Regions from separate parts of the Homo sapiens genome. Here region 2 is linked to region 1. A link is a loop called in an ENCODE intact Hi-C map of the cell type or tissue named here. Cell type or tissue: transverse colon. All regions are shown on one strand. Links, peaks and the distances in the headings refer to the core of each region. The heading gives the core; the rest is flanking DNA.

The links. Hi-C counts contacts between places; a loop is a spot of excess contacts. Peaks named below come from ENCODE experiments on the same cell type or tissue, not always from the same donor. Only the 100,000 strongest peaks of a DNase experiment are listed, where the experiment ranks them.
Region 2: it touches region 1 in a loop (5-fold over the local background); 107 of 110 quality-filtered maps call a loop at or near these places.

Annotation. Positions count from the first base shown.
Region 1 is chr11:95,756,769-95,771,979 of GRCh38, forward strand. FAM76B (family with sequence similarity 76 member B) reads right to left here. Exons shown (of 10, transcript NM_144664.5): 10 at 12,185-14,882. The coding sequence ends at 14,793. It also overlaps the pseudogene FGFR3P2. Among named protein-coding and RNA genes, the nearest start is that of FAM76B, 25 kb to the right of the region's middle. In transverse colon, for the core only: a CTCF peak has its summit at 7,721 (motif pointing left); no DNase peak of the experiment used is centred there.
Region 2 is chr11:95,147,531-95,162,741 of GRCh38, forward strand. LNCRNA-IUR (lncRNA imatinib upregulated) reads left to right here and starts at 3,009. Exons shown (of 3, transcript NR_110303.1): 1 at 3,009-4,218; 2 at 10,098-10,273; 3 at 11,079-11,618. RefSeq lists a cis regulatory region at 1-409, enhancers at 2,795-3,336, 3,337-3,878, 3,479-3,608 and a silencer at 4,129-4,238. In transverse colon, for the core only: CTCF peaks have their summits at 4,099, 4,301 and 7,141 (motif pointing right); DNase peaks (open chromatin) are centred at 3,721, 4,091, 4,681 and 7,156; H3K4me3 peaks cover 1,664 bases; H3K27ac peaks cover 2,755 bases.

The DNA of each region.
Region 1 (15,211 bases), core at 2,723-10,722:
TGGCAGATGCTGCGAACCAGCAGCAAGTTCATGTCCAGAATTGCTCACTGCAGAGGATTTTGTCTGCTGGCTGGTACCATAGTTTCTCTTTCATAGGCTATTCCAAAACTTCTATAATGCTGGTAGATTTCAGTGAAGTGTCACCCCAGCCCACCCACCCCTTGCACTTAGCCAGCAGTGGCACCCACCTTGAGCATGGTGAGGTATGTTATGCCAGCAGGGTCCACATTGCTGCTGTTCACCTCCAAGTGCTAAGCTGCTGTACACCTTGCAGTGGGACTCCACTTCACTGCCCAGCACCACTGTCTGATTGGGCAGCAGCCATGCATGCGGAATTAGTCAGTGAGGAGAGCACTCTGTGGGGGCAGATGGGGACTGGAAGGCTGCCCGTCTGCCTGCCCCTCTCTGTAGCCCTCATCCAGCATGTCCAGTGTGTATATCTGCAGGATGCTGCCAAACTTATTCTCCACCATACTCTCCATGACCAGGCTCCATTGCTGGTGCTGCAACTGGATACACTGATATGAGGCTCTCCATGGAACTCCTTGTGGGTCCTCAGCCAGGAAATGGAGAGAGTAGAATTGCTGGTGGTGGGACATCAGAAGCAAACAGGTTGGGTGGCCAGCATGGCCAGCAGCTTCTTGTCCATCCACTGAGCCCAAGTCCAATAGAGGGCCTCTGGCACGTGAAGGCCATATAGAGGTGAGGAACAGAAGCCTATCTGATCTGACTCTCCTTCCAAGGCTCCCCCTGTCCACTTCCCACCTCAGTTTATCCTCCTGTGTAGGGAGAGTGTTGCCTTTCAAGTACATCTGCCTGGGGTGGAAAAGGCTCCAAGGAACCTCAACACCATGTTCCCGACACCCTTGGCATTCTCAAACATGGGCCATGTGTTCCCTTCCCTCTGAGCTTCCTCCAAGTGGCTTCTCCTGCTAAGAGGTCCAGGGTGCCCCACTGTGGGGGGCCTTCAGGACATACCAGCATCTCCCAGGGGAGCCCCCATACATTTGCTTTTATAGAAAGTAATAATGGCCCATTTACTGAACACTTGCCATGTGCTAAGCCATGAGATCAGCATTTTGCATGCCTTATTTAAACTTGACATCCGTCATGTGATATACCTCCATTTTAGCAATGAGGAAACTGAAGCTCAGAGGGCTTGAGTAACTTACCCAGTGTTATACAGCCAGACAGTGGCCAAGTCTGAGTTTGAACCAGGATCTAACTTGAAGTATCAGTTCTTAGCTATCACACTTTGTGGCCTCTGTATGCAACACTATCCTAAGTCTCATGTTAGGTATTTGTCCTTGAGTTAAGGAAAAGTTAAATTCTTTTCTGCAACCACCACTTAAAAATGCCAGAAAGTGTTTTCTGAGTTTGGTTTTTTGTTTGTTTGTTTGTTTTGGCGGTTGTGGGGCGAGTTTTTCTTTTTTTCGTCAAAAACTGGTTTAATTTTTTTTTTTGACAGGTCTTGCTCTGCCACCCAGGTTGGAGTGCAATTGTGCCATCTTGGCTCATTGGAGCCTCAACCACTTGGGCTCAAGCAATCCTCCCACCTCACCCTCCCAAGTTGCTGGGACCACAGGCGTGCACCACCACAGCTGGCTAATTTTTTTTTTTTTTTGTATTTTTTGTAGAGACGCAGTTTCACCATATTGCACAGGCTGGTCTCAAACTCCTGGGCTCAAGCGATCCTCTTGCCTCAGCCTCCCAAAGTGCTGGGATTATAGGTGTGAGCCACCACACCCGGCAGGTCTATGTTTTTTTACTTTTAACTAAACTTTAGTGATCAGAAGAAATGATCTTCCTGAAATTACTCTTTTCTCTGCAATTCAGGATGCATCAGTTGTTATTATACTTTTATTTTGTATATCCATGCTAAAGTTTATTATTATTGTATACTTATTTTTATTTACATAAGGTGAAGGTTTTTTTCTAAAACTAAAAAGCTCTTGAGCAGTACTTTTGAAAAATGCACACCCATCTAACTTTTACATGTGTATATGATTATATTCTTGCTAAATTCTTTTTTTTTTTTTTTTTTTTTTTTGAGAGACAGAGTCTTGCTCTGTTGCCCAGGCTGGAGTGCAGTGGCTCCATCTCTGCTCACTGCAACCTCTGCCTCCCGGGTTCAAGCTATTCTCCTGCCTCAGCTTCCCAAGTAGCTGGGGTTACAGGTGCCCGACACCACGCCCAGCTAATTTTTGTATTTTTTTAGTAGAGACAGGGTTTCACTATATTTTAGCCAGGCTGTCTCGAGCCCTTGACCTCAGGTGATCCACCCACCTCGGCCTCCCAAAGTGCTGGGATTACAGACGTGAGCCTCCGCACCCGGCCTCTTGCTAGATTCTTACAGCACCATCTTCAGTCTTTGTTTTTGTCTTCCGTTTCTCTCCAGACACTCTACATTACTTGCCGCTTCTCCCTTCCTGTCGTTATTTTTCAATCATGTTTCCTCTTCCTGATTTTTGCTGGTTTGATCAAACAGTTTCCAGTCTAGTTTTCCACTGATATTTTGAATATTCTAGCCCCTTTTTATTCCATTAATGATTGCCTGTCCTTTCCTGCCCTCATGATCACATTCATGTTTTCTTATTTCGTTTGAAGAAATCATACCATCTATTTCTCCCACCTCAGGGGTTCTAGTCTTCTATTTTCCCCTCATCCCAGTCAGTTTAAACCTTTAAAATATGGTTTTGTGGGGGACTGCTTTCCCCCCACCACAAAACTTCATGGACGGAATAATCTAGTCCACTCTCTTACCTCTAACAGATTTGGCTGAGATCGTTAAAAACTATTGATATGTCCCTCCTTTTTGAAGACTCCATATTTAACACTTCCTGATCTTAAACAATCCTAGGCTGATACTCACTGTTTAGATTTAAAGATAAATATATCTTACAAGCTTTGTTGTTCACCACTTTTCCTGTCCACTACATCTCTACAATGAAGTTTTCTTTTCTAGTTCCCTTGCTTGGTGTCCTTTCTAGATTACTTTCTTCATATAGACAACTTGGGTGATATATTCTCTGATTATACCCATATCAAAAATTCACGTTCTTTTATCTTGTCAGGAGAATGATACTTCGCTGGTATAGAATTCTGAGGTGGCAGGTCTTTTTCTCTAAGTAGTTTGTGGGATGTTAGTTCACTGCCACTTCTGGTGTTACAGATGAGAAGTCTGATTCCTTTTCCTTTACAGGAAACCGATTTTTTCTGCCTGGAAGCTTATCAGATTTTTATCATAAGCTTTAGAGTTAAAAAAAAAATCGATTCTATTAGAAACATTGAGTCCATCTAATATGCAGACAAGCCTTTCATCAGCTTTGGGATGTTTTCTACTATAATTAATGCCTCCAATCCTTCTACTCCTTTTTAATGTTTTCTTTTAGAACTCCTTTTAAGATTATTATTACTTTGCATGTCTGGACTCCTGGATCTATCTGACAAATATATATGTATGTATATTTTCTCATCACATCTACTTTGCATTTGTGTTATATTTCTTGTTATTATTTTTCCAGGCCACTATTCCAATTTCAGCAATGACTATTCTCTCCATTTACTGAAATGTTCGGTGGAGAAGTCCTCCTTTTTAGGTATAGAAAGTCTCTTTTTCCCCATATGTGTGTAGTTCTTTGAGTAGTTTTTATTTTTTCCCTTTCAAATGCTCATTTCTGTTCATCAGCATTTTTAGATGATTGTGCTTGTGTTACTTGTTTGAGGCCAAGAGTTTGAGACCAGCTTGAGCAACAAAGCAAGACCCCGTCTCTACAGGATTTTTTTTTTTAATTAGCCAAGCATGGTGGTGTGCACCTATAGTTCTAGCTACTCAGGAGCTGAGGCAGGAGGATCATTTTAGCCTAGGAGTTTGTGGCTGCAGTGAGCCGTGATTATACCACTGCACTCCAGCCTGGGTGACAGACAGGCATCCCTGTCAAAAAAAAAAAAAGATTCTTATCCCCGAGATGTGGGGTGTGGAAGGAGAAATGGAAGGAGAAATTAGAGATGAAAAGATATTTAAATGACATGAAAAATGTCTGGTGGATCTTATATAGATCTTAATTTAACAAACTAAAACATGGTCTCTTAAGAAAGTTTGAACACTGATAATTGATATTAAGAAATTATATGAGATAATGAAATTAAGATTATATTTTTAGAAATAATATTTTTGTTTAGAAACATATATTAAATACTTATGAATAAAATGATATGATGATTAGGATTTCCTTGGAGATAATTGTGGGAAGTTGGGTGTGGATACAGATGAAATCAAATTGACCTTCAACTTGGGTAGGACAGCTGGTCTTCTTTCCCTCTCCATGTAGCCTCAGAATTTTCCACTCCATGTGGTCTTTCCATGTGGTCTTTTTAGCAGCACAGCTGTGCTTTATATATGAAGTTCTCCCAAGAGCACAAAACTGGAAACTGCCAGACCCTTTCAAGGCTTAGGCACAGAACGGACACAGTGTCACTTCCTTTGCATTATACTGGTTAAAGGGAGACACAGGGCCATCCTAGATCAATGCAGCAGGGAACTACACATGGTGTGAATACTGGAAGGCATGACTCGTGGGGCAAATTTGTGGGGACTGGTAATTCATACCATATCTGAGTTTTAAAGCTAAGATGTCTTCTTTTCCATAACTGAGGACTGCTGTATGCCAGCCATTTGCAGTAGGTGGGGAGAGAGGCCCTGGTCATTCTCTTCCCCTACTTGGCATTTGTCCTCTTCCTCCAGCTTGTATTTCTGGCCCAGCTAGTGCCAAAGCAGGGGGAAGCTGGAGCAGTAAAGAAGTGGGAATTTTTACTGAAATGGTGTTATTATAATATAGCTTCACTCTCTGAATTTGGCAAATGTTTGGAGCTGATTCCTTCTCTTGTGATGGGATGGGTAGCTGGATTGGTGCTTTTATGTGTTCTTTTGAGATCTCCCTCCAAGTCACTGAGAACTTTTTATTGTACTTTCCATAGCATGGACATTTTCCTATGGCTCACCGCTCCCCTAAAAGCTCAGGTTTTATCTCAACTATTCAATTAAAGACTTTCTGCTGGAACTCCCTCACTTCTCACTTCCCACCCACCCAAAGCCATCATCTTGAGCAAAATTTAGAATAACTCCAAGCCAGATACATCATATTCCCAATTGGACACAATATTCATATATCCTTGACTCAATAATCTCTGAGGATGGACGACGATCTCAATGCGATGGCATTTTCTTTGTTGGTACCATCAGAAAAGCTGGCCAGCTATGCCAGATTTTAGATTTTTCAGGGGCAGTTGGACACCAGACCATGTTGTCCCCGACCAGAGACATGGAATTTAACAAGTTCTTCAGGTGAATTCATTGAAAATCTTTACTTCTGGTGGGGAAAACACCCCAAACCTACCTCCTTGGATAGACAGGAAGGGCTTACATCTCATCTCTCTCCAAATCTTTTCCTGGGTACCACTCTCAACCTCTTTAGCCCCTCAGTTCTGGTGAGGGAATAAGAATTGTGTCCTGAGTTTTCAGCTACCTCCGTTTTGCAAGTTTCTGAGTGTGGCTCACCTCACCTTGGTATCTATTGGTACCTTGCTGTCTCAATCATGAATTTTAATCTCATATCCTATGATAAGTGATCTGTATGCCCAAGCTGAATTCACAGCCCTATTTCCAAATAAAATGTTTGTTTTTCACTCCTTTTCAAATGCTCCTAAAGCTTTTCTTACTCTAGTACTTTGAGATAAGTATATGGAAAGCCTAGCTATTGAGGTAACAGAAAACGTGCATTTTGTTTTAAAAATAAGTCATATTACAAAATCCTCCTACTTCTTTACTCAAAGGAAAAATTAAATACGGACAAATGCCCTTTTATCCCTCCACTCTATAAAACTACTCACATACTTATAGTCTAGGAAACAGGCCACTTCATTGACATAGATGATCAGAAATTGTGGGCCCATCTTGGTAACCATAGGAGCAGGCAGCTGATGACATCAGAGGCCTGCATTGCGGCTTCTGATTGCTCAGAGTTGCTATGCTGAAGGAAATCAGAAGGTGATGTAAGGAAAACACCATATTAAATACATTTCATTCCATTTGAGAGGCACTTGGAAATGATTTCTAAAATTCTCTAAATTCCTGCAGCCATTTTTAAACCTTCCATTTGAATAAAATGTATATTGCAAAAAGAACTTAAGACAATTTGAAAATAAGAATGCAGACTTCATTTAGCATATATATACACACAAACACATATTATATATATATTTACTGGTTATGAGTTTTGACTGTTAGTTTGACTATAAAAGCACCTAGCTACAGAATGGTTATGCCATGACCCCAGACTAAGTCACACTTGTATTAAAAGTCATTTTAATATAAACAAAAGTTGGATGCAGTAATTATGCTGGCTTGGTGTTTGGTTTTATTTCTTTTATTTTTATTTTTTGAGACGGAGTTTCACTCTTGTTGCCCAGGCTGGAATGCAATGGTGCGGTCTCGGCTCACTGAAACCTCCGCCTCCAGGGTTCAAGCGATTCTCCTGCCTCAGCCTCCCGAGTAGCTGGGATTACCAGCATGTGCCACCATGTCCAGCTAATTTTGTATTTTTAGTAGAGATGGAGTTTCTCCATGTTGGTCACGCTGGTCTCAAACTCCTGACTTCAGGTGATCCACCCGCCTCAGCCTGCCAAAGTGCTAGGATTACAGGCGTGAGCCACCACACCCGGCTGGTGTTTGGTTTTTGTATGAACTCCACTTTTCCCAGTGCCCCACCTTCCTTTCAGCTACTTTCCAGGTTTCTCAGGTTACCTTCTCACTGCTGTTCCACCTCATCGTTTTCAGTTTCAGTCATCACTTTTCAGGTATTTTCTAAACTGTACAGTTTTTCTAGCTGCATTGATAAAAGAGGGGGTCACAACAGAAGGTGAATGGTCCAGCCCTTATGAACCCTTGATGTCCCAGTAGACATTGTTCCATGAATAATAGGGGAGGCCTAATAATCCTCTTGAAGAAAAATTCATGTCACATAGAATGTGCAAAAATGAGCAACATCTACAAAGAACGATCATTTAGGAGGCATTTAATACATGCGATGGCTTGATTCAAAGCCTATTTCTAGCCCAGGGGGTAATCCAAGCCTCAGCCTTGGTTTCATGGCTGCACAGGTTGTGTACTGTAGAATTCCAGGCTTCCAGGGGTGCATTGACAATGAAAAGCTCAATAATGCAGTGCCCATGTCATGTCTCTCTAGGAGACAATGGCTTAGTTGGAGATAGTAGGCTTCTGATTTAGAATTGATGATTTCTTAACCTATTATGTTACCCCTGGGTATACTGGGTGCAGGAACTTCCTCACAGATAGATGAAGGAGGGACCAAATAAATGTTGCACCTAGTGCATCAGTAGGACTGGATTTAGAGGGAAAGAAATGTGCACAAAAAAATCCAGTATGGAAATCTTTAAAGCAACTCCTTAAAATAGTATTTGCAAATTCAAAAACAATCCATTCAAAGACAAAATTATATTTTAAAACTCACTTTTATCGAATGGAAAAAAAAATGTACACTGGAATTGTGAAAAATAAATTGCATCTGAAAATGGGTTACCGTACATAATGAAACATTGTTACAAAGAGTATGAGGATGCTTGCTCTGATTACAGTGACTCCTGTAACAACGTGGCAAGTGAAAATACTGTATTATTTAGTAGTGAAGCCCTCCCCCTAGTGGAAATAGGTAGGAATTTTAAGAAAAAGGGTTAACACTTTTAAATACATTTTATTTCCTCTTAATATTTACAGAATTAAAGAAAAGAGGTGGAGAATAGCTGTAGTGTGGTATAAAGACTTTTCTTACAGGGCTTTTAGGCCATTATAAGAGCTGAGATGTAAAACTATTTTAGAGTTTTGAGTAGAGCAGCTGGTATGGTCTGAATGTTTGCATTCCCTCCCAAATTTATATGTTTTATTTTAATCACCAAGGTGATGGTATTAGAAAGTGAGGCCTTTTGGAGATGATTATGTCATGAGAAATCTGATCCAATGAATGGGATTAGTGCCCTTAAAAAAGAGGCCCCAGAGAGCTGCCTTGCCCTTTCCACCGTGTAAAGACACAGCAAGAAGGTTGTTTATGAGCATGGGTCCTTATCACACACAGAATCTACCAATTCCTTGATCTTGGACTTCCCAGCCTCTGCAACCATGAGATATAAATTTCTAATGTTCATAAGCTACCGAATCTAAGGTGTTATGTTATAGCAGTGCCAATGAACTAAGCAGGGGTTCTCAACCCTCGGCTGAGACTACTGACATTTTCAGTTAACAAATTCTTTATTGCATAGGGCTGTTTCGTGCATTGTCGAATATTTGGCAGCATCCCTGGCATCCACTCACTTGATGCTAGTAGCAACCTCTCCCCAACCCCACCAGTGTGATAATCAAAAATGTCTCCGGACATTGCCAAATATCCCCAGGGGAGCAAAATCACCCTCAGTTGAGAACCACTGGAATAGAGGGATAACATGACATGACATCTTTTAATAGGATCACTCTTTGTTGAGAACAGACTGCAGACAACAGAGATACCAGTTAGGATTGGAGATGACAAAAAAAAAAAAAAAAAAAAAAAGGTCAAACTTGAAGTTAGAGCTTGCAGAACTTTTCAAAGAACAGCCATGAAGTGGGAGAAAAAGAGTCAACAATATCATCAAGGATTTTGGCCTGTAACAACTAAAATTGAGTTGCCATTATCAGAGATGGGAAGATAGCAGAGTGGCTGCCTTGGTAGTTGTTTGGACTGGGGAGTGCAGATAAAGAGTACATCATTTTGGACGTGTAAAACTTGAGAGCCTTTGTAAGACACCCAGATGGAGATACCAAGTTTCATTGAATAGAAATTCTGGAAATTAGGGGGAGAGGTCTAGGCCGTTACTGTAAGTTTGGGAGTCATTAGGCTTATAGGTAATATTAATGAGTTTACCAAGAAAGCAAAAAAAGAGCCCTGAGCAACTCCAACCATTCCATGTAAGGGATAAGAGAAGGAACCAACAAAAGAAACTGAAAAGCATCACGAAAGGTAAGGGGTTAAAAAACGAAACAAAACAAACAAACAAAAAAAACAGGCAAATGTGATGTTCTAGAAGTCATGAACCTTTGGACATTTTTTCTCTTTACACAAAATGGTTTCATCTTAGTAAGTCCCTCCCTAATGTAAACATTTGTGAATATCTATACTTTATTATACTTTCTGCAATGATTTATTTACCTAGCTGTCTCTTCTAGATTATGAGCTCCTGGGAATAAGATTTATCTTTGCATCTTTGTAGTAATTAGCATAGTGACTGGTGCATAGCAGCACATAACACATGTTCAACTGATAATTAAATTTAACAGGAAATTCACCTCCCTGAAATGAAAATGTCTATACAGTAAGATATCACTCATTGAGATTCTCAATTAAAAATTAGCAAAAACTCAGATATAATTCAAATAACTGTGACATTTAAATTATGTCGCATCAAGGATCAAGGACACAGTACCAGCATCTGCCATGTTTGATCCTACTATGAAAGGGATACCAATCCTTGCCTCGACGTCAACCAGTGTATCAGCTTTTGTTTTATATATTGGGACTCTTGATAAGATTTTATTTAAAAAAAAAAGTTTCCATGGCTGAAAACTATGATGCCATTAATCAACCCTAATAGAATTTTCATCGACTGCATCAAGGGACATGCTCCAAAGTTGAAAAGGTAGTTAGCCTTTATATTACCTTATGTATTATTTTTAATTGATTAAAAGTCATATTATAAATCTATTATTATATTATGTAAAGTGCTTTGTGTATCAATACTTTACCTTAATGTTCATTAATAACTCTGTAATTACACAGATGAGGAAACTGAAACTCAGAGATATTAAGTACACCTCCAAGACACCTAGCTAGCAAATGGCAAAGTGGGATTTGAAACCTGACATTACACTAAAAAGTCGTCTTAAATATTTAATAGTGGTCTTAAATGCCTCACATGCACAGCTATGAAATGACAACAAATAATCGCTGTTGTTGTTTTAGTGTGGAAATTGTTTTTGTTAAGTAGGGGGAGAAAGGAAGAATGGAAACAGGAACCAGAATTACATTGTGGCATGATCATAGCCATTACTCACAATGCTGCAAGAAAACATATAAAACAGAAACAAATATGTCACCTGGGAGAACTGTGAGTGGTTTTTTCTTTTTTCTCCTGATTTTTGTGCTGTGCATTTTTTTTTTCAATAAGCATGTATTGTTCAAATTGAGCGTAACTTGGCAGGCAGGGGTGATGGTGGTAGTGTTACTTGTTATTAAGAAAAAATTTACACAAAAGTTGAATATAGTATAATAAACCACCATATAACTATCACCCAGTTTCAAAAATTAACAACTCACACCCAATCCTGTTTCATTTATATTCTCGTATCTCCCTCCCTATACTATTTTGAAGCAAATACCAATCATCATACCATTTCATTATAAATATTTTAGTAGGTGTCTCTAGGACTCTAAAAAGATAGCTGCAACACCATCATCACATCTGAAAAGTTAACAGTACTTAATTCCTTAAAATCATTACATAACCAGTGTTCAAATTTTCAGTTCTCATACATGTTAAAAATTTTTAATTTCTTGATTCCAGATCCATATCAGGGTCACATATTGTGACTGGTTTATATTAAGTACCTTTTATACTATAGGTTCTCCCTCCACTGATTCCCTCTGCTTGCAACTTATTGAACAACTGTGCCAACTGTATCCTTTTGGTGTCACTCAACATGATCTTCCATCCTTTCTATTTTTGGTTAATTGGTAGATGCTTCGTCAGATTTAGGTTTGATTCTTTTTGGCAAAACTTTATAGGTAGCAGTGTATTCCTCCATCAGAAAGCACTTAAGAATGTGTTTGTGTATTGTCAGTAGCTGCTGATGACCAATCCTTAACTCCATGAGAGGTTGCAAAATAGTGATGTTGCAATTCCATCCTTCCTTTTTCATTAGAATGTTTTAAAGAGAAACTACCCCCCATCTACTACTTACCTACCCAATGGTATAGTTTGTATGGGAAATGCAGGGAATATTAAAATGATAGTTCTCAAAATGTGAGCTCTGGGCCAGAAGCAGCATTACCTGAGAACTGAGAACTGAAAATTCTTAGGCTCCATCCCAGACCCACTGAATCAGAAAACTGGGGATAAGGTCCAGCAACATGTGTTTATCATGCCCTCCAGGTAACTCTGATGTATACTAACGTTTGAGAAACAAGGGACTACACCTGAAGTCTTGAAATGCCCTTGCTAAAAGCTGTTAGCTTTTACTACACTTTATAATACCAAAGTTAGGTTCCAGATTTTTTCCCAAGCACAGTATCTGCCCACCTAGTCTACAAATGAAAGAATCACACCTTCAACTTTTAACTTATCAAACAATCTAGCATGGTACTAGTCATGTTCCAAAGCTTTCAAAAACTTAACTATAGCTTGAAATACTTGCTCAATTAGATGCAAATTTATTTCTTCCAGGAAAAATAACTATTGCACTAAAGTGGTCTGAATGGACAGACAGGAAAATAGTTTCTAATGTTTGGCCTAAACTTCTCTCATGTATCTGTTGTTTCAGGGTTTCATACTGGAAAAAGGGGGTAAAATGTAGATGAAGCTATGTAGGCTCAATAATGGTCCCCCAATATGTCCATGCCCGAACCCTTGGAACCAGTGAATACATTACCTTATATGACAATAGGGACTTTGCAGATGTGACTAGGTTAAGAACTCGAGATGGAAAAACTACGTTGTTTGTGCAGGTGGAGCCAATAATGTTCTCATAAGGTCCTTATGAGAGGGAACAGAGGGAGACACTCTGAGAAGGTATGATGACAGCAGCAGAGAGAGATTTGAGATGCTACAATTTGGGCTTTGAAGATAAAGGTCAATGAGCTCATAGCATGCAAGGAATGCAGCTCTAGAAGCTGGAAAAGGCAAGAAAACAGATTTTCCCCTACAGCCTCCAGAAAGAAGCAATCCTGCCAATACCTTGACTTTAGACCAGTAAACCTGATTTTGGACTTCTGGCCTCCAGAACCATAAAAGAATTAATTTTTGTTGTATTAAGACACTAAGTGTGTGGGAGTTTGTTACAGCAGCCATTGAAAACTAATACAAAGCCTTTGACAAGTTTTTTATTGTGAAATATTGGATCTAGAAAAAAGTACAAAATGTCAACAGTCAGATGTGTACAAGTACAGTATTTCAATAGTCTATACATGTGAACAGCTTAACAGGTTCACTGCAGAATGCATATTTAGACCAATATAATCTAAAAAGGACTGCAATATTCACAGGCTATTAATACATAAATAACTTGAGTCAAAATGACCCTTACTGGTAAATGCTAATTAATAGTGGAAAACAGGCTAAAAGCACAATACACCACACCATAGTATCTCCTTACAGGTCCACATTTAAAGAATATCAGTTTATTATGTCAAAACACTACAGAGATCCAGGACTGGGACTGAATTACTAATTTATACAATTGCAAAAAAATTTAAGTTATAAAATAAGGTCATGGAATAAAGAAGGGTATTTAATTAGGACTAAATACTGTGAAGCCCATGAAAGGGTTTTAGCCTTGGAATTTACAAAGCTAAATTATTAGACTGTTAATGTTAGCTAACACTAAAACTGAATTACCTTCCATTTTAATGTTAGCTAATATTAATATTCAACTTTTTAATTTTGATGTTAGCTAAGGGGAAGGACGAGGACAACTTTCTTTTGTAGTTTCTCCAACAAGGTGTAAGAACTATCAAAAAGTAAAACCATAATGACCACTGTGGACTGACAAATGGCTATGAAACAAGAATATAAAACATTACAAATTTCAAAGAAAGGTAATAACTATCTTATGAATTTAGCAAATCCTGCAAACGTTAAAATCCATGTTAAGGCATTATCTATCATGGTTGAGAGTACTAAATTTAAGAAAATTATTACATGAAGATCCCATAAAAATAAACTGGTTTAGTTTACAAGATTCTAACTGAATCTTTTTGTATCACTTGAAAATTACCCTATATTATGCTTTCAAAATGGACAAAGAATTATTTGGTATTCACTTTATAATGAACTATGAGAACAGTCTATTGAAACACGTCATGTTAAAAAAAAATTGTTTCAATCATGTGTTCTTAAGAAAGCCAATCTTTGATATGACATTCACAATCAATGCTTGTATAAAACAAAACCTTTAAAACTTATAAATTTAGTAACAGTTTTACATGAAGCAAATTTATCTTTGCCCATAAATTATTAAGAGAAGCAACTCACTCTATACAGTGTATCTAGCAATACTTTAAAATCAAACTAAAACTCTGAACTGATAATAACTAGGAGATAAATTCTATTTCAGGCTGAAAACCGCTGGATCAGAATATAGTCAATAACTTCATATAACCTATCCCACCCTACCTTAACCTTTTATAGACAATTTTAAAGACTTTAGGACAATTTACTTATAATGCCTGAATCTTATAGTAGATTCCAATTTATTCAAAGATTATCACAGATTGGATTAAAAAGATCATTTAATTTTTTTCAGATTTGCTTTAAATTTACAAATTACATTGTACATAAATATTAACTTAGATAACCACACATAGGGAAAGCAGATACATGGATCATTGCAGAAACATTAAAATTTTTAAAAAATTTTATAAAATATAAAGCAAAACATGTAACTCACACAATACTAATATGAAGCCACATGACATAAAAAATAAAATTACTCTTTAAGAAGCAACTTAAAATTAAATCTTTGGGGAACTATTTTGACATAATTAAATGAATTCAAAGACCAACAGCTTCCCTTATCACACAGAAACAAATCACAAAATTTTCTACAATCTATATGCATTATCAGTTAGTTCTAAATGTAATCTCAAACATTTTACTAGCAACTTTGATTTCCTTTTGAAATAGGCTTCTGTACATATGCATTTATATACAAACATTTATTAAACATGATTTTAAAACAAAATGTATGTACAAAAGATCAGCATTCCTATAAATAAAAACATTAGGTGGCAAAAAGGCACTTGTAAGTAAAAATCTACAGTAGTTTTTACAAAACAGAAACACATTTTACCTTAGATACTGTACAATAAACATTAATTCCTATACCAATAATGAAAATGCTAGGTTACTAATGTTAATGATGTAACTTTAAAAAACAAATTTACATATATCTGAAGTTCATTTAATAAAAGCACCGTGATTTTCTCCTAAATTCATCTTGATGCAAAGTAAAAACACAATTCCCAAAAAACCAGTGTTCGCCATTTTTCGAGTTTAAAAGTTTTTGTATTTCTAAATTGAAAACTGTTTGTCTGAAATTAGCATAGTGTAAAACAAAAACAAAACAAAAAAACCCTGCTGCTCTGACTTCTGAAACCATACCTACTCTATTATTGCATGTTGCGTTTCATAAAGAGCACTACTCATGCACTCCTTTACAACTGTTTAATACTATTGCTGGCAAAAAAGTTCCTGGATATCAAATAATTAAAAAGTTACTTCAAACCAGTTGAAGTTTTATTTGAATGTTTTACAACTTAAAAAATGCTGTATATCAATTACAAAAGTGAACAGGAAACACACCAATTCATTTGGTGTGCAAAAATATTTTTCTACTACACAGAATTTAAGGGCTTCACAGAATTTTTTTTCCCCAAATTTACATTGTAAGAAGAAATGCTAAACAAATGACTTTCTCAAGGAGATGTTAGTATGCTTCCACTTTTGTCAAATTTTTTACCCTTTGATAATGCTGCGACCTGTTTGAGTAGTTCTCTGTTTTTGGCCTGTGGGAGACAAAAACATTCAAGATTAAAAATGTTTGAAATATTATTAAGTCATGCTGAAGAATACTACTTATTTAATACTGTTTTCATTTATATAAATGTTTCACTAAAGCACTAACATTAAATGAAAGAGTTGATACCTTTACATTCATCTCTTTAAGGATGAACATGCAGAAGGAAAATTCTAGATTGGCTCATCAGCCCCCTTTGTATATGTCATTATTAATATAATTGTGTCCAAAGATGCACAATTGGTTACAAAAAAGGAAACAAAGTGAATCCACTTAAAAGAAGGTCCAAATTTTAATAGGGAAAAGGTGTTTGGCCCT
Region 2 (15,211 bases), core at 3,323-11,322, 610 kb before region 1:
AAAGAGCTGGAGAACTGCCACTCAGAATACAAGTTGATGCACAGAAAATATATCAGCAGAATCCAGAGCACCAGGAAGCTGAATCAGCAGAGCTGGCCGATAGTGAGATGACTCACCCCATTCCATGCAGGGGAAATGCATCTGTCTTCTTCGTATCCTCTCTCCCTGCACATATGACACTGAGCAGAAACTCTTCATGTGTTTGCCTCTGGCCCTGGGCTGTGTCTTAGTTATCTTTCTATCCCACTTCCTGACATTACCATCTACCACACTTTCTGGTGCGGAGCGAGGCTTAATAAATAATAGTTGTATTAAACAAGCATTCAAGAAGAAATGTCCTCACTAAGTGGGAGGTTGAACTAGAATAGCTCCCAAATTCTGTTCTACTTGGAGATTCTATGATTATGTAGACAGTCTGGCATGGGATAGGTGCCCACTAAATATTGATTCAGATGATGCCTGCTTAGTTTTGCAGTTATTTGTGCCCATGTTTTATCTCCCCATATAATCAGCTTACTTTTTTCTGCAACCGTATTAATTATTTACGAAGCACATTAGTAATCAGTTTGCATGCATTGTCTTCCTTGATTTCACATAACCCTAGGAGCTAGTGATTTAGTTTCTATTGCTGCATAACAAACCACTCCATAACTTAATGGCTTAAAACAACCATTTATTATTATCTGTCTTGGTTTGTATACTAACTGGGCTCAGTTTATTCCCATTCTTTTTGGGGTCCCAGATGTGGGCTGGTGCTGCAGTCTTCAGAAGGCCCAAAGGTGCTGGATGTCAGGAGAGCTCACTCGGTGGGCAGTTGATGCTTGCTGTTGGCTGGGACTGTTAGCCAGAGCACCTACACATGGCTTTCCAAGTGTTCAGGCTTCTCACAGTATGGTGGCTGGGTTGGAAGAGGGAACATCCCAAAAGACTCACACAGAATGACTTAGCTTGTATGAACTAGCCTTGGAAGTCCCAGACCATCACTTTTGCCACATTCCAATGCCCAAGTAAGTCCCTGAGGCCAGCCCAGATGCAAAAGAAGGGGAATTAGATTTCATCTGTTGATGGAGGAATGGCAAGGTCATTTCTGAAGAGCAGCTGAGATGGAAAGTATTTTGTAGGCATTTATGGAAAATGCCATCTGCCACAGTAGTTACTATTAATATCTCTTTCTACACAGGAGAAAATTTCACAATGACCTAGCTAAGTTATATGATTAACCTGCTTGTTCAAGATCAGCCAGATCCAGATGTCATCTAATTTAGTAACCATTGTACTTCACTTAGGATAGTGTTCTAAAACTTTAATAAGGAAGGAGTCACCCCTTTCAAAAATGCAGTATTAGTATCAAGAATATGAAAACATAAATTCTAGTAAAATTTATAAAGTAGAAATATAAATTCTAGTAACACTTGGGATGCCATGTTCAATAAATATTACTGAAGGAGGAGCTAACATCTGCTGCACTGCTTCAGTGGTCCAGGCACTCATACACTATATATAAACTCACTTAATCCTCACAGTTATCTTTTCCCCCCAGATGAAAGTGAACTTTAGAGGGATTAAATGCCTTGCCCCAAACCAAGTAACCACTTAGCGACAGAGCCAGGGTTTGAACACAGTCATGTCTCAGTCCACATTCCATGTGCTTTCCACTGAGCTCCATGTTACAGGTTGGGCTCCCCAGGAATCAGTCTCTGAGATGACAGTAGCATGCAGGAAGTTAGCAAAAAAGTGCTCAAGGGGAACACACGTGGGGAAGGGGAAAACTCAGGATTAGGCAAAGGAGAAGGTGGGCAGGTAGAACTAGAGCCAAGCAAATGCCAGCCAGCCTTTTTGGAGGGTTTGGGTGGATAACGGACAATGTCAAAAACAGCATTAATTTTCAATCCTGGGTGGTGGAAAGACTATATATATGTATGTATATATGTATGTATGTATGTATGTGTATGTGTGTATGTATGTGTGTATGTATGTGTGTGTATGTATGTATGTATGTATGTATATGTATGTGTGTATGTGTGTGTGTGTATGTATGTATGTATGTGTGTATGTATGTATGTGTAATTTCTCTATGTCAGACACTGCTGGGTTTGTGCTCCCCTCTATAATCTACTGATTGTGGGACTTCACACGAGGTACAAAACATAAGTGACCTAATAAGCCCTCTAGACAGGGCTTCAGGGAGGAGCCAAGGCTGGCACATAGTCAGAGGGCAGGAAAAGTTCCACTCCCTCCGTGTGATTAGGAGGGCTGCTTTGTTTTCTTCCCAGGCAGAGACCTCAAAGAAAAGTGTGACTTGTGGCAATCATTGGAATGCTCTAACGGGAGGGAGCCCTAAGCTAAGGGGAGGGGCTGTATCAGCCCCGGGAGGGCGAGGGACAAAGGGGCATTGTTTCCCTGGAGGGCAGGCTGGGGCAAGGCTGACTCCACTGCCGGCCTGGGCGTGGGCAGGTTTGCTCCCGGGAGGAGAAGGCCTCCATCCTGGCCCACAATAGCCAACCCAAAACAGTTCTGGCAAAATTAAAAGACGCAGGAAAATGCCAGCGACCGTTTATTTTCTCCTAGGGTAGATGGGGGAGAAAGCAGCTCCTTTTTCTGGGCTGAATGGAGTCTCAGGGAGGGGGCTAGGTGACAGCATCGCCCTTTCCTCTCCGGCTATTGCGCACCTTCTGGAGCCTCGCTCAGCCTGCTCCCTCCGGCGTAATACGCCAATGCTGCTACCCACAACGCACAGACCAGAAACCAGGATAGACAGAAGCCTAGAATGGCCTGGCATCGAGCAGGCCCAGCGCAAACGCAAGGTCTCTTCCTCTCCTTTCGGTGAACCCCACGCCCAGTCCCGAGAGAGAGAGCGGATGCTCATTTCCGAAAGCTGGCAATCCTGCAGTGGCCACTGGAAAAATACATATACGTGTGTGTGTGTGTGTGTGTGTGTGTGTGTGTGTGTGTGCGCGCGCGCGCACACAGTGCATATCGTGCCCATCTACAAGGAAACCTGGAGGCTCCACAAACAACTTTGAGTCCCGGGAGGGCGGAGGTGGAGAGAGATTCTCCGCTTGGATAAGGGCGGCTGGATAGCCGAGTACTCTCTTTTGGGGCTGTTGGCCGTCTCCGGAGTCTCGGGAGCGCCTTGATGTCCCTTCCCAGGGCTCGGGTTCCTTTGAGAGAATCAAGAGGAAGGTGTTTTTCACTAGGACTCGCGGTGGGCCCCACCTGCCTACCGTGGCCGGCCGGGAGCTATTACAGCAGGGTCTGCCCGTCCGACGACGGCGGCTCCAATCTGGGGTCCCGCCGGCGCCGACCCCTCAGCTCTCTCCCGATACCTGCTGGCCTCTCTCATCTTTGGTGGCACTCGCCGCCACGGGGACGGTGAGATCAAAGAGGTAGACCTAGGCCAGGAGGGACTGCCAGGGCTCCTTCCCGCGGGCCAGCCTCTCGTCCTTCCTCCCGGGACGGGGCTCTTTCCCTTTCTCCGGATGCGGGCCTTTGAGAGTCAGCGACGCCTTAGACTCCTCCCAGAAAAATGCACCCTCATCTACCCAATTCTGCCCTACCCTTTGGAGCTCCTGGACCCTCTAACCGCTCGGTGGGGTCAGAGCCCACCCCCGGAAGGGCCGCTGGTCGGGGACTGGTTCGCCCTCTCCTGGCCTCCTCGGACCAGTGCGCGGGGAGGATCCCGCTAACGCCGGGCGCCTGCAGACCTTGAGCGGCCTCGCCCTGGTGACCTCCCCGGGAAAGGCTGGGCGGTGCTTCCACAATGAGGGCCACCTGTTAATTTGCACGAGAAAGTGCTGCCGAGGGCCCACACGTGCGAATCCACCTGTGGAGTGCGTCCCCTCTCTGGGGCCAAGGCCTAGGGGAGGCCGAAGCGGAGAAGTTGCCTGAAGACTGGGAAGTAAGAGTAGGGGCGTCGGAGGAATCGAAGTTGCAGTGACATCAGGCTCGGACAGCCGGCGGACTCCTCGCAAGGTGATCGGATACTTCCGAGAGCCCCACAGTCCTCCTGGGCCTTTGCCCTCGCGTCTGGGATGCGCTCGGGCGCCCCCAGTCTGCGATGCGTTCGTACCTCCAGTAGGGTGACGTTTTCGCCGGGCCCCTCTGCGAACAGTCTCCGCCCTCCTCCACTGTGAGATATTTCACAGTTTCACCCGCAGAGGGCAACCTTATTCCAAGTTCCCGAGCGCCCTAGGCCTCTTTCTCCTCCCTGCCTAACTGGTGAGGTGGGACTTCAATGCCTTTTAGGTTTACAGTCTTTTCCTCCCCACGGCTTCTCTTTCCTCCCCGTCTCAGGCACTGGGCATTTCCAGTCGATCCAGCAGGTCTGGCTTCTCTCACATATGCAGTAAGGGTTAGGGGAGAAGGTCCCAGCTCCTCTTGTCTCTAGCAGAGTGTAAACTGGCTCTGCTGAGGAGGTGGCTGTGCTTTTATTCCTTCTCCTGAGAACTGTTTATATATTAAGGAGCTTCACAGCCTCCAACATAAGGAAAGCAGGTAGGAACTGATCATATAACGCTTTGTAAATGTTTTAGACTTTGGCTTTAATGGGAAAGAAATGGGGAGCCATTCGTGGGTTTTTGAGCAGCAGGTGGACATTGCTTTTCATAATGACCACGCCAGCTGCTGTTTGGAGAATAGACTGTAGGGGTCACTGCGCAAATTGGAGGCCGCGATCCAGGTGAGAACCAGGTGAAACAGAGCTCGGGCCATGGAGTGGCGCTGGAGGTAAGGAGAAACACTCAGACTCTGGGTATGTTTTTTGAAAGTAGGATAAAAGGCCGGGCGCGGTGGCTCACGCCTGTAATCCCAGCACTTTGGGAGGCCAAGGTGAGCGGATCAAGAGGTCAGGAGATCGAGACCATCCTGGCTAACACGGTGAAACCCCGTCTCTACTAAAAAAAAAAAAAAAAAAAAATTAGCAGGGAGTGGTGGCAGGTGCCCGTAGTCCCAGCTACTCGGGAGGCTGTGGCAGGAGAATGGTGTGAACCTGGGAGGCAGAGCTTGCAGTGAGCCGAGATGGCGCCACGGCACTCCAGCCTGGGCGACAGAGCGAGACTCTGTCTCAGTCAATCAATCAATCAATAAAAATACAAAACATTAGCTGGGTGTGATGGTGTGCACCCTTAATCCCACCTACTCGGGAGGCTGAGGCAAGAGAATAGCGTGAACCCAGGAGGCAGAGGTTTCAGTGAGCCGAGATTGCGCCATTGCACTCCAACCGGGGCGAAGATTTACATATATATAAGATTTTCTGTCTGATTGTTTTTTTGGGTATGAGAAAAAGACAGGAATCAGGGATGACTCCAAGCAGCTGGAAAAACGGAGATGCTGCTGGCTGAGATTGGAAGATGCTGGGGTAGAGGGATAAGACAGCTTAATGTTATATATTTTAGGTTTGAGGTGTTCATTAGAAAAACAAGTGGAGAGATTGATTGGGCAGACACACAGGTCTGGAGAGGGCTGGGCTGGAGATAGAAATATGGGTTGCCATGATACAGGCATGGGACTGAAAGCCCCATCAGTCCCTTGGAGAGATCATCAGAGAGTGAGTAGAGACATAGCAGGGCGAAGCCCTGAGCCCCGGTTCCCCCAGCATGTACCTGCAGTCTGTTTCCTCTTCTCAACTACAATTCCCATGGTCTTGTCTTGTTCACAGAACCTGCTCAAGGAGCATCTATTAAATGAAGGAACCCAACTTTCATCACATGTAAAATAAACATCATTATAATCCTACCTCATAAGGTTGTTGTCAGAAAAAGTTAAACGTCGTAATGAAAGTGAAACTGCGTTATGATTGGTAGATGCCTGCTATATTTTAAAATGTAGGCTTCATTATCTCATTCTGTACAGCTTGTATTACTTGATTGTATCTTCACAGTTTCTGATGCATGCAAGGCAGACACTCTCGTTCTCACTTTATTGACGAGGAAAGTAGGATTGGTGAGACAAAATAAGTCCCTGAAGCTGCATATCTAATGGTAACACCAGTGGCTGACCTGTTTGAGCACATCTGCGGCAGGCACTGTGTTAATGATTTTGCATGTGTTATCTGGCAACAACACAGCGAGGTGGGGGTTATTATCTTCACTTGCACATGAGGAAACTGAAGCATAGAGAGGGTGGTTAACTTAGCCAAGGTCCCATAGTGAGTGGTTGGAAGAGTCTGGGCCATGAAGCAGACCTGCCCATCCTGATTCAATGTTCTTTTTGCAGCCTGATAGCTCCTCTTCTTCATCCCCCTACTAGACTCCTGCCAGGGCCAAGCCTCACCACTCCTTCCCTTGACATTGGCAACATTCCTCTCTCCTTAACGTTTCTCTCCTACCAAGCCTGCTTGCTGCAGGATACAAGAGTTCAGTCACTCCTTGGGAACAACCTGCAGGTCAAAACATTTTGGCTTATTGCTTCCCCTTTCTGGAAAGTCCTTTCCCTTCCTCTCTGCCTTATGAACTCCTATGTGTTCTTCCAAACCCTGGTGAACTCCTATGTGGTTTTCCAAGTCCAATTAATATGTCACCTCTGTTGTGAAGCTTTCCCTGCTTGCACCAGACAAGAGGCATGACTTAGATCATGTGACACTTTGTTTATAGGTCTATCAAAACAAACTGACAATTTCCTGTGGGTTTGACTGATGCCCCTGTAATATTGTGATTTTTCTCTCAGGTTCTTATATTTTCATGTCTTTTTATCCAACATGCTGTTTGCTTCGTGAATACATAAATGAATGACCCATTTACAATCACTATCAAAGCAAATTTATGGATATCAAATATTCTTCTAGAGATGAGGAAATAGGCTAAAAGGAGTGATTTGCCTAAAGTCACTCAACTGATTAAATACTGGAGCTTTGCTGGGTATGATTATGCGTGCCTATAATCCCAGCTACTCAGGAAGCTAAGGTGGGGGCAGAGGGGGTGGGTGGCAATGACCGCTTGAGCTCAACAGTTTGAAGCCAGTCTGGCTAGCATAGTGAGACTCTGCCTCAAATAAATAAACATAAATAAATAACATAAATATTGCAGCATGAACTCAAGAGAGGTGAGGAGATTTTGTCTGGTGAAACTCAAGATTTCACATGCCTATTGCTTCCCTCTCTGGCATCTAGGGTCCTGGAACCCTCCTCCAAATGCTCCTGCAGGTGGCAACAGAGGCCAAGGAAAGGTGAAGCATTCTGGCAGAAGTTCTGGAGACAGATGAGAAGCTGAGCTCCCTGAGGGCAGGGGCAAGGTGACTTGAAGAAAGCCAGGCCAGAGGGAGCATTTTATGCATCCATCATTTGTAATCCAGAAAGAAAAGGTTTAGACAATTTTAGTGTAACCATTAGTCATAAAATTGACACTGAAGAAAGGAAAAAGCAATTGAAATAAAAGGACAGTAAATAACAAACTATCTTACAGGAAAAGCTACACCATGTGCCCCAAGACACCGAGCTAGAAAGTAGCAGGGGTAGTCAGTATCAGGGCCCATCGCCTCATGTTATCTGCACAGGGGGTCTCTGTCTGATGTTTGGGCACAGAGAAACAAAGTCCAGGTATAGTGCATTAGACAGGACCCAGAGGGTGTTTATGCGTGGACTGATGGCCACCTCGAGGGTCAGAGCTTCTGGCTTATTGTGTCTCCAACTCTGTCCTAATACACATTTTTACCAATGGCTTGCTGGAAAAACAGAGGAAAGGCCCGTGAATTTGCCAAGGAGAGGAAGCTCTGAGTGTTCGCGAGTGCCCATGTGGAGAACAGGGAATTGTACAAGTTCGAGCTGTGTGGGCCAATAGGGAAATGGAACAAAGGGACATTTTACCTTTGTGTTCAAAATAATTAGACAAGGACAGCATGGAAGAGACACGGCTTTAGTAATAGTGTGTGTTGAAAAGAATGGGGCTGGGACATTTATTACAACAACCGACATTTGTGCAGCATTTATGAGGCATTTTCATTACTCCTTATGACACATTAGAAGTGGTAATGGGGAAACCAAGGCTGGGAGTATCTTGTGTAATTAAGCAGCAGAGCTGTAGTGTGAATTGTGTCTCTGTAACCCTGGGGTTACTTCTCTTCTTTTGTTCCCCATCTCTAACCAAGCTGCATGCTCCGCTCGTTCTTTTTTTGTGAATGTCTCTCACCTCCAATGCAGCCATCCATCCTGTTAAAGGAGTGGATTATCCATGTCTTTCTGAGACTATTGTACAACCTCCTCATTTAATCTCATTTCTCTTTCCTCCCATTAATTTTATATATGCCACATGAGCCGGATTACCAGATTTAGCAAAAAGCAAAAACAAAACGCCAAGATACTCAGTTACATTGTTACATTTGAATTTTAAAAATGAATAATTTTTATTATATGGGACATATATTAAAAATTATTTGTTGTTTATCTGAAATTCAAATTTAACTGTGCATTCTGTATTTTATATGGCAACCCTGATAATCATGAAATACCATTTCCATCATTCCAAAAATATCCATTAGTTCCCTGTTACCTGAAGGACAGGGGCCTCAATCTCGAATTTTTACAGGTAGGTAACATAAACATACAAATTAAGTGACTGGGTAAGTGGAGCCTGAAGCTAAATTCAAAATTGAGGAGCAAATGTTCCCTGACCCCAGACATTCCAGTTCAGACTTTAAACATATATAATCAACTCCAATAAAAGCAAAAAAGAAACACACACACACACACACACACACACACTCACACTCACACATCCATAGCCATCAGTGAGTCTGGCTTCTAATCTGAAACCTGGGCTAAACCAAACCACTTGGCCTGGAATTGGAGGCCCCTGATTGGCCTTTCTGCCCTTCACTCTCACCACTCTCCACCATGGGCCCTCCCATCTCTCCTCCACCAGCTCATCATGGATGGCCTCCCTAACCCATAGCCGTCTTCTTACCATGCCAGTCTCACAGGCCACTCAAGTCCACAGTGATCTTTCCCTTTCCATGGTCAATTTTGGCTCCTCTCTGTCCCAGGGACACGTTTAGCGGTCACATCATTTTTCTCTCCAACACCCGAAAGGGAATACAGGAAGTGACTTTGAGAGGCCCTTACCATATGCCAAGTCCCCTAAAAAGATCTTTGCTTATTTTTGTTCCCTCTCTCCTTAGTGAGATGGTGAAGTACTCAAGGGTAACAACCCTGTCTCATACGATTCCAAATGGTATATTGAGCTTTGCTATAACATCCATGCTCAATATATACTTTCTTACTGACAGGTCCAAGAGTGTACAAACTCATGAACTCAATGACCGCAGACTGGAAGTAAAATCACAAACCAGTGCTTCCCCCACCCCCACCCTTCCTTGGTACACCCCTGTCACCTCCCAATTCTGGCTTCAAGCATTTTTCAAGTCTGAGGCTTTAGCCCAAATTTAAGCTTTGGCTTAAATAACGTCTATTTTTTTTTTTTCCAGAGCTGATAAGAACTTACATTTAAAAGATGGTTCTTTTTTTGGTCTCAGTCCTGCTGGGTAGTTGTGCCTTGTTAGAAAATTATCCATAGCACTTTCAAAGTCCTCCTCATGAGCATGTTGAACTGAGCCAGACTTGGAGCTTTGAATGGAATGCCATTTAATCTTGGCAAAGGTCCACCTTTTGTTTCTAAGGAGGGAAAAAGCCTAAGGAACATGGGTGACTTAGGGACCGTTTGCACTTAGACCTGATCTGCTGGGGAAAGGTTCGGAATCCTGGAAATACACAAATTAGACACTGAGCTGGGAAAAAGAAAGAGACAAGCACTGGCCAGGCAACCTTCAGTTTTGCTAACGCCAAAGATTTTAAAAATATCATCCCCTTCTTAGGATTCCTTGGCCTGCCTAGCTATGTTCTGGCTGAGATGTGCTGAGCCGGGCTGGGCTGCCGGCTCCGGGACTGGTTTGTAGCCAGCTGTGCCTTCAAAGAGCTCTCTCTTCAAGACTTCCTCCAACTCTAGATTCCACAACTGCCTCCAGGAGCTGCTGGGCCAGGGAGGGCCCTTCTGGAAGCCTGGTTGCCTTTTGAATTCTGTTTTTACTCTTTTTTTTCTTTATAAACAGATTCTCTTCATTTCAGTGGGAAAAGGTGTCGTGACAGATCCATGTCTCTATTTTACCCTTAGGCCTCAAACTTCTTCATGGGAAAAGATGGCTTCTCTTTTTTAATTGAATGAACTAGAAGAAGTTCATTGTTATTCATCAACTTCAAAGAGACTATATGAGGCCCCTTGGCCAGGACTACAGAGCAGTATTTTTTAATCAGAAATTATAGCCAAAAAGAAGAGACCAGAACACATGGGTGAGTGTTACTGAATTATTGGTTTTCCTTAAATAGTCTAGTTTTGGTGTGTGAGAGGAAGAAAGTTGCAAGTGCTTATGTGCCAGGTACTGTGCTAGGATCTGAGGATGCAGAAATGAAGAAAATGCAATCCCTGGCCCTCCCACCTGTTGGGGGAAGTGGACTTCGCACCCTGTGGATAAGGAGTACACAGTGTAGCACTGTGGTTAGAAGCACCAGCTCTGTCATCACAGGGCTTGGCTTGTTTCCTGGCTCTGCTGTGGGCTGTGTGGCATTGGGCAAGTTACTTAGCTTCTCTGTGCATTATGTTTTGCATCCTAAAAATGGGGTTAGTGATAAAATCTGTGTTATATGGTTCCTGTGGGGATTTAGTGAGTTAAAATAGTTAAAGTACTTAAGCTCAGTGCTTAGCACTTTGAGTGTTTATTACTATCGTTGAGAAGATGTAGAGGAAGTATATGGGCATAGAGAGCAAGGTGCAGCTGACTGCTTAGGTGAGGCAGGGGATGCTTCAAAGAGGAGGTGACATTTGCTTTGCACTCTGAAAGATGAGTGGGAGTTCAGTAGACGAGGGTGGTGTGAGGGAACCCAGGCAGTGGGAAGCGTGGTCGGGGCAGAGAGAAGGTGATGGCTGGAAGCAGTAGCAGAAAGGCCAGTGTGGCTGCAGCCTGGGACTCTCATGTGGCTTGGGGGAAGGGAGTAAAATCACAGGCTGAGTCTGGAAAGGTGAGTTCAGGCTAGACTGAGAAAGGCTTTAAACTCCGTGTCATTAATTCATTCATATAACTCTATTATCCCCATAAAGATGAAGAAGGAAGGCATTAAAGATTATGTAATTTGCTGGGTGTGGTGGCTGACGCCTGTAATCCCAGCACTTTGGGAGGCAGAGGCTGGCGGATCACTTGAGGTCAGGAGTTCGAGACCAGCCTGGACAACATGGCAAAAACCTGTCTTTACTAAAAATACAAAAATTAGCCAGATGTGGTGGTGGGCGCCTGTAATCCCAGCTACTTGGGAGGCTGAGGCATGAGAATCGCTTGAACTCGGGAGGCAGATGTTGCAGTGAGCAGAGATGGCGCCACTGCACTCCTCCCTGGGCGACAAAGCAAGACTCCGTCTCAACATCACTGAACCAGTAGGGGGCAGAGCTGGAAGTTGAGCCTAGGTGTGTCTGACTCCACAGCCTACGCCCCGAACCTTGACTTTGTGCTTTCTCACAATGCCTATGGCTGCTGCTTTAAAACAGCACTTTCCATTTGCCTTGTTAAATGGGATTGTATATGAATTATACTTCACTGTTTATTTCTAGAGAAATAAAAGAATCTAATAAAGGAATCTGACACGGACCTTGGGTGAATAAATATACCCTTAGGCTGGAGTGTATTTCAGATAGCTTGGTTAGGGAACTTGCGTGGTATCCCCAAGGCTCAGGCCCTGAGAAGGCATGGCCACCTGATACCCTGGTTCCTTTAGCACAAAATCCTCATGATAACCTCAGTTCGCATTTCTTTGAAATCTGCTTGGCAGAGCTGTGGGATACCTGAAACTCTCTGGGTCATTTTGCTTTGATCAAGGGCTTTGCTGTTATAGGGGCAGTCTCAGATCAGGTGGTGGAGGTCATCAGGCCTTGGCGAAAAGCCCAAACATCTTCCAATGGGACCAGGCCCTGTGATAGCATCTTTCCAACCCATTAATGGTCAGCTGGGCTTTTTTGTTGTGTGTCCATTCTGAAGTTCCTCACTCCCTTCTTTTCAGAGACACTCACTGCTCAAGGACACTTATTCTTTAGGTTCCAGGCACCTCCTGGGAAGTAACTGGGGAGAGAAGAACAGGGCTACAGTGGGAAAGCAGACCACAGGTGCCAGGCAATTTCCTTTCTCCAAACACTTCCCTGGGGACAGCTGCCACTCATAAGCATCCTAATGCAGATCCACAAAGAACTCTTCCCTGCCCCACAATTCATTTTTTTTTTTTTTAGACAGTCTTGTTCTGTCACCCAGGCTGGAGTACAGTGGTGCAATCTTGGCTCATTGCAACCTCCACCTCCCAGGTTCCAGAGATTCTCCTGCCTCAGCCTCCTGTGTAGCTTGGATTACAGGTATGCACCACCACGCCTGGCTAATTTTTGTATTTTTAGTAGAGACAGGGTTTCACCATGTTGGTCAGGCTGGTCTCAAACTCCTGACCTCAGGTGATCCACCCACCTCGGCCTCCCAAAGTGCTGGGATTACAGGCATGAGCCACTGTGCCCAGCCCACAATTCATTCTTATTCTCTGTCTTTCCCTTTATAATGCTGACTACAATTTGTAGTTTTATAATTTCGTGGTTTTCTTGCTTACTATCCACCTTCTCACTCCCCTGACTGTGAGCTCCATATGGCAGGGGCCACATCCATTTTATTTCCTGTTGTAGCCAGCATTGAGGACCGGGGTGGCAGATGGTCTTTTTTCCTGCAACTCTGGCAGTTCCTTTTCTCTCTCCTTCATCCCCACTAGTGCATTCTCCTCTTCCTGGCCTTTAAGCGTTGGGATCCCTCAAGACTGGCTCTTTGGTTACCTTTATCTCTCGCTTTTTCCTAAACCCTCACCCAGGTATAAAGCTTCAATTAGTCTACCTGACATCTTTGCAGATCTTAAAGGCATCTCAGATTCCCAAGTTATCAAGGCAATACACATGATCTTTTCCCTAGAACTTGGCTCCTTCCCAGTGTTCTGTGAGTAAATGGCTGCATCAGGCAGCAATATGGGCAAGACAGGAACGAAGGAGTCATCCTGACGCCTCCTTATTGTTTACCCTCCCTGCAAGCCAATCACTTAGACTTGTTGATTTTTACCTATTGTTCAAATCCACCTACCGCTCCTCATCTCTGCTGTTCGTACTGTAGCCTTCACTGCCTGCTCTTTTCACCTGACTAGCTTATTAATGAGCCTTCCTACTTCTGTTCTGGTCCCCCTCCATTTGTTATGCTCCAGTCAGAGCATCCTTGAAATGCAAATCTGATCATTTCACTATCATTACCCATCCCCCGCCCCCAACACACACACACACACACACACACACACACACACACACACACACACACACACAATTCTTTGACAGCCTCCATTGCTCTTACAATAAAAGCCAACATCCAGCTAGGTGTGGTGGCTCATGCCTGTAATCCCAGCAATTTGGGAGGCCGAGACCAGCAGATCACTTGAGGTCAGGAGTTTGAGTCCAGTATGGCCAACATGGTGAAACCCCGTCTCTGCTAAAAATACAAAAATTAGCCTGGCGTGGTGGTGTGCACCTGTAGTCCCAGCTACTCGGGAGGCTGAGGCAGGAGAATTGCTTGAATGCAGGAGGGGGAGGTTGCAGTGAGCTGAGATTGCACCACTGCACTCCAGCTTGAATCAACATGGTTAACATGGTGTCAACATGGTGACAGAACAAGACTCCATCTAAAAAAAAAAAAGCCAACATCCTTTGTTTGTGTGGGCTTTAAAGGCTTTGTAGCCCAGACCATACAGTAGGCTGACTTCGGCAATGCACTCTCTGGCTGATCTCTTATGATCCCCCAGTCTCTGGCCTTTGTGTTGGGAGGCACCTCACTCTGGCAAGCCAGTCTCTTGGACAGTGTTCCTTTGAGACAGCTCCAGCCTGGTTACCTTCCAAGGTCTTCTCTTGACCTACAGAGAGCTCACATATCCTTGCCCTGCCAAATACTGGAGGGGCAATTTTTCTTGTGGCTGTCCTCTCTCTTGGGTTTGCATGCCTATATGGGCAGCAAGCTGCCTGAATGCTTTCTTTTAGATTGGAATTGAATGCCAGTCTATATTGTTCCTTAAACTCCACAAGATTTGTACAAATGCCTCAGAATGAACTCCTTGAAGGGAGCCGGAACTCGAAGCATAGCACTTTCTAAACAAACCCTCTCTTTTTGCCTCTTCAACCTCCACTCTTTCATAGCCAGGAGTGGGGTTGAAGTAAGGCTCACAAAACGGGTTTGGGATCACCACTTTTGCAAATCCTTAACGTACCATCATTTCACTTTGCAATGTGGGAACACATTGCCACCTCTTGAATGAATCCTTTTGGGGCCACGGCCAGCACTGAGTAGTTCTATTTACAGAATCCTGTTTTAGAGAGAGAAGATGCTCACTTGATGGAAGGAGTCAGTTAGAATCTACCATTTTCAGACAAGAAGGGGCATGTTCCTTTTGGAAAAGCTGGGTGGGCACAGTCCTGAGCAGTTAGAGGCATCATAACAGCACCAGGAAGCTGAATGTGAGGGCATAAGAGCTAACTTGACTTCTTCGCTGATATGCCTGTTGCCTGAAGTTAGAGTGAAGGTCTTTTGAAACTCCTAACTTGGCCCAACTCCTTTTTACCTCTTACCCTCCCGGTCATTCCCTGTACCCCATCTGGGGGCCCTCCCCAGGGATAGCTCCTGGCCTCAGCCTAGAGAAGCTGCTTCTGTCAGAGATTATAAGAGGCATCCCCGCCCGGGCGCGGTGGCTCACGCCTGTAATCCCAGCACTTTGGGAGGCCGAGGCGGGCGGATCACGAGGTCAGGAGATCAAGACCATCCTGGCTAACACGGTGAAACCCTGTCTCTACTAAAAATACAAAAAAATTAGCCGAGCGTGGTGGCGGGGGCCTGTAGTCCCAGCTACTCAGGAGGCTGAGGCAGGAGAATGGCGTGAACCCGGGGGGCGGAGCTTGCAGTGAACGGACATCGCGCCACTGCACTCCAGCCTGGGCGACAGAGCGAGACTCCGTCTCAAAAAAAAAAAAAAAAAATAGGCATCCCCCAACTCTGGGCCACAGCTGGAGACCTAAGTGCTGCTGCACTCTGGCCAGGTTGGACAGCCGCACTTCTCTTGAACACTACCCAGAATCTCCACTTCAATCAAGTGGTAAGAAGGGTCCTTCTCTCTTGCCCAGGAGTCCCGTGG